2 separate regions of the Mus musculus genome follow, and region 2 is linked to region 1. A link is a loop called in an ENCODE intact Hi-C map of the cell type or tissue named here. Cell type or tissue: heart. All regions are shown on one strand.

Region 1 (2,500 bases):
TTTTTTTGTTTTTTGTTTTTTGAGACAGGGTTTCTCTGTATAGCCCTGGCTGTCCTGGAACTCACTCTGTAGACCAGGCTGGCCTTGAACTCAAAAATCCGCCTGCCTCTGCCTCCTGAGTGCTGGGATTAAAGGCATGCACCACCATGCCTGGCTGCAATCTGGATTTCTACTACATGCATTTCTGAAATTTGCTTATACATTTATGACTTTGTAACAAAATTTGAAATTGTTTTTTCATAATGCCATAGATCCATAAATAAGTTTAAAATATAAAACAGTAAAAGTAGATTTAAGCTTAACATGATGGTTAATAAACCTAGTATCTGTGAGGTGTATGCAGGAAAATCCCAGAGCTCAAGGCCAACCACAGTTACATAGGAACTTTAGGCTAGTCTGAAATACATGAAACTCTGCTTCAAAAAACCAAAGAAAATAAGTTCTGTCTCTGTCTCTGTCTCTGTCTCTGTCTCTGTCTCTCTCTCTCTCTCTCTCTCTCTCTCTCTCTCTCTCTGTGTGTGTGTGTGTGTGTGTGTGTGTGTGTGTGTGTGTGTGTGTGTGTGTTGTGGCTCAGTGATATCTAGCATTCACAAGGTCCTGGGTTCATCCCAGTACTGGGAAGAAAAAACAACAACCAGATCAACCAAATAAATCCCTGAAAAGGTCTACTTTCCTTTCTCGACATTTCCTTTAGTTTGGACATTGCTGTGGATGTATTCATGGTTTTGTCACAAATGCCCATACACCTAAAAAGTACAGTTCTTCCCCCCCCCCCCAATTTTGCATGCCATCCGAGTCAGTATTCTGTCTCTAGCCTTCTTCTGCTTACCCTTTTGTTTCGGAGAGCTATCTGGTTTACCACATACAGCTGTAGAGTGTTGTACTGCTGTGGCTTATCTTCCTGATGGAACGCTGTGTCTTTCTGTATTTTGCTTTTATAATGCCGCTTTTATGCTTCTTGTCTGTGTTGTCTTTAGAGCAAGGTTTAATCTAGGGGTGGCCATTCCTGGACTGCACATTTTAATGTCACTGCATTCAACCAAATTGTCCTTCAGTGGGACTTTGACATTTATTGGTGATGGTAGTGGCAGAGTCCCTATAGATGCAGTTAAAGCTCTGATATCAGCAGCTTTTTCTTGTTGTTTTTTGTTTGTTTTTTAAGATTTATTATGTATACAGTGTTCTGCTCGCATATATGCCTATGCGCCAGAAGAGGGCATCAGATCCCATTACAGATGGTTGTGAGCCACCCTGTGGTGGCTGGGGTTGAGCAGGCAGTGCTCTTCTCCAGCCCAATATTTTTAAGTTGGGTTTTAATGTACCACTCTTGACACCCTGCAGAAAGTGAAGCATTCCCTTGTCAGCCTTTCAGACTTCCTTTTATGTGCTAATTGCTCTTTCCATATTTTATTCATTATTCCTACTGGGTTGTGATTTGATACTTAAGTTTTAGAACTTATGCATATTCCTATTAGATAATAAATTCTGTCATTGATTGTCATTGATCTTTTCCCAGCCCTGGACTTGTCTTTGCTATTTTCTTGTTTCATTTGTTTTTAACAGTGAAAACGTTTTTTGTTTTCCTTGAATAGGAAAGGGCTTTTAACAAGGGAAGCAGTCAGCAGACAGGCAGGTAGGCAGAACAGTGGGCAGGCAACCTGCTGTGATTTCAAGTGTCTTTAACTTAAAATAGTCAATGTGCCAGAGCAGCATATTTGAGAGTGGTTTTTTTGTTGTTGTTTTGAGACAGGGTTTCTTTGTATAGCCCTGGCTGTCCTGGAACTCATTTTGTAGACCAGGCTGACCTCGAACTCAGAAATCCGCCTGCCTCTGCCTCCCGAGTGCTGGGATTAAAGGCGTGCGCCACCACCGCCCGGCAAGAGAGTAGTATATTTTTAATTATTTCACCACAGATGAATTCTGTATAAAAACTGGTGCCTCTGTAAAGAAAGGAGGCAGCTGAGCTGGTGGCACTCATATAACCCCAGAATTTAGGAGGTAGAAGAAGGAAGTTCAAGGGCAGCTTTGGCTACAAGTGAGTATTAGGGTATTTTGGGCTACATGAGACTTTTTGGAAAAGAAGAGACAAGCTGAAAATATTTTTAAATCAAGAGAAGGCCAAGGAATGTAATCAGTAAGCTATAGGAAAAATACCCAGGGGTTTGAATGTGGAAAGGGAGAGACTCACCATAACCCACAACATAAAATATTAAATAATAAACTGCTTGGGAGTTCATGAAAATTGTTTTGTCAAAACACCACCATTCTTTTCATCAAGAAAGCACCAACTCTAACTTTACTGTAGTGTAGTTTCATTGTTTTAGAGAAATAATAAGCCCCAGAGGGCTTAAACTGCACTTAGTTGAACTTGTGTACATTTTAGAACATTATAATAAAAGCAATAAGGTCAACACTTGTAGGAGTGTCCTTGATTTTCTCAGAAGAGAAGTCATTTTCCATAATATCTCCTATTGGATACAACTGCTGGGACTCATCTTCC
Region 2 (2,500 bases), 80 kb after region 1:
CTTGGCAATCATTGAATTGTTTCTTCAGCTTATTCCAAAAAATTTACTAATCTGGTACATGTCTGTCTGGCTTAACAGTTTTCTCTGGGCTTACTCTTGGGCTGTTGGGATTATAACCCTGGATTTCATATTGAACATGTCATTTCTATAGGGAAAACACATTATGCTAATCTATATATAATAGAAACCCTGTAACACGAATATTTTCTGGCCTGTAATTATTAATATACTAATTATAGGAATATCTTTACATTTGTAGATGTTTTTCTTAATCTTCTAATACATTTCTGAGATATCTTTCAGCAGGACTTGGTCTTTTATTTGTTACTAACAAACTGTGGGGCTTTTCTTACAGCCTTTCTCAGGTACTTCCTTCATTTTCTTCAATGGCTTCCCTACTCCAAAGGCTGAGAGACTGGAATTAGAGAGCCACAGTGCTTTCTGTTGTGGGTTAGAGGCTGGAGTAGTCGGCTTCACTGGACTTTATGCAAAAAAGTTTTCTCATTTGTAAAAGGTGATGGTAGTACTTGACATAGTTAGAGGGCTGATGTAAACATTAGTTTTCTATGTATAGATACAATTTAGGAGTTGCTGATAATAGATTGTTTTCATAACAGTTACTCAGGTTGTTTTTGCTGGCGTCTGCACTGATGATGGTGAGGTTAGACTCACTGACTGACCAATAACGTGTGGAACCGCTGCCTACCGAAGAGACTTTGGTGTTACCTCAGCCCTCAGATTCTTTAAGGCAAAATATGTTAATGTTTGAGTAAAAAAACCTAGAGTCTCCCCTTTTTCTTTGTTTATCTAAAGTTATTTGCCTTTGCCATTTCTATTAGTGAAGAGTAAATCCTGTGCTGGTAGAAGCACATTTGCTCCTCAGTGAGGAAATGTGGAAGGACAAGGTTTTATACATTTTAAATTTATGAACTCTTAAATATATCAGGGCCATATGGATTCTCAAGTAGCCACATTGTGGTTTAACTTTCTGTGAAAAAGCAGTAGGTTTTACATATAAAAAATATACCCTTTGGGTCGGGGAGATAGCTCAGTCAGTAAAAATGCTGGGTGTTGTGGGATGAATTTGTGTTCTCAGTGCTGGCAGGCAGAGACTGGATACCTGGGGCTTGCTAGCCAGCCAGTGTAATTAGTGATTTCTTGGCCAGTGAGCAACCCCATCTTACAAACAAAGTGGACAGCTCCCCAGAACTTACATACAAGGATGACTGCTAGCTTGTGCATTTGTACATACTCATGTGACCAGCCTCTCCTACACACACGAGTTCCTATACACCATGTGTGTGCAGCTATTGACATGCATAAACATACTCATGCTATGCACTCCCTTGCCCACACAGAACCATTTGTAATCCTGAGGTGGCGGAGCTCTTGGTCCTCCCTCTCTGTGTGTGACTCTCATCATATGATACTTCCTGTTTTGGGAATCTTCCGGCTTTCCTCCTGTCTCCTTATATCTGAGTATTCCTGCTCTGTATTCCTCTGGCATTCTTTGTCACTTGCCTCACGGATGCTGCACTGTTGTAACTGTTGATTCCGTATTATTACTAAGGGCAGAGGAGCATACATGCCTTTGTTTAATATGGTACATAATGGCTATTGGATATTACTCAATTACTTTAACTTGTTTGCATCTTAGCAAAGTGTTCCTGAAGTTGTAAAATTTGTTACTATTTGCTTTTTGATTCCTAATTTTTCTTGAACAATTAGTACAGGGTTGATGTTTAATTTTAATAACACCTTTTTTGCAAAAGATCTTGATTAAAAGTAATAAAATATGAGGACAGTGTTTTTGGTTTTCTTTTGCTATAGGGTTCTGCCTGTGCCTCTGAATCCACCCCCGCCTCCGCTCCTTGCCCCTCCAGCTTCTAACTATCGAACTCCTTACGATGATGCGTACTATTTTTACGGTGCCAGAAATACACTGGATCCCAATATTGTATACTGTGAGTTTTCTATATGTTCTATAAACATTTTCCTGGTGGTTTAGTAAGGATAATTGTTTTTATGGAAGCAATAGTATGTAAATGAAAAAGATAGAGTTTCATTTAATCAAAGTATTATACATTTATTGACAATAGAATCATCCTTAGAATCAAGTCCAATTTTATTAGTTTGTTCTGATACTCGATAAAGATAGTTTATGAGACCTAATATGGCCAAATAATGTATGGAAGGCAGATGTGGGTGTATATCTTTATCATTTTTTCCCACTTCCCTAGCAATTTACGACTCAGTCATGGGGCTTCAATTTTTACTCTGTTAAGTTTGTTAGCATAAGATTTTATGAATTACATTCCTCCATACATTTTGATGGACAGACTGTAGCAATAGCCATTTTTAAATGCAGCTAAAGGTAGAGGCAGGATCATGAGTTCAAGGCCCACTTGGGCAACTGAGGAACTTTGTAGTCCCCTTGGGTCATAAAACAAGACCCAGTTTTAAAACCAAAATAAAACTAATTGTGTCTCTTAGTTACTTG

Evidence for each region. A loop is a pair of places that touch in the nucleus more often than their neighbours do. Peaks named below come from ENCODE experiments on the same cell type or tissue, not always from the same donor. Only the 100,000 strongest peaks of a DNase experiment are listed, where the experiment ranks them.
Region 2: it touches region 1 in a loop (2.5-fold over the local background); 1 of 42 quality-filtered maps calls a loop at or near these places.

The regions. Positions count from the first base shown.
Region 1 is chr1:10,006,188-10,008,687 of GRCm38, forward strand. All of the region lies in intron 1 of Ppp1r42 (protein phosphatase 1, regulatory subunit 42), which reads right to left. Among named protein-coding and RNA genes, the nearest start is that of Ppp1r42, 1.7 kb to the right of the region's middle. In heart, a CTCF peak has its summit at 1,227 (motif pointing right); no DNase peak of the experiment used is centred here; H3K4me3 peaks cover 94 bases.
Region 2 is chr1:10,086,221-10,088,720 of GRCm38, forward strand. It overlaps Cspp1 (centrosome and spindle pole associated protein 1), which reads left to right. Exons shown (of 30, transcript NM_026493.3): 13 at 1,831-1,964. Among named protein-coding and RNA genes, the nearest start is that of Cspp1, 49 kb to the left of the region's middle. In heart, no CTCF peak of the experiment used is centred here; no DNase peak of the experiment used is centred here.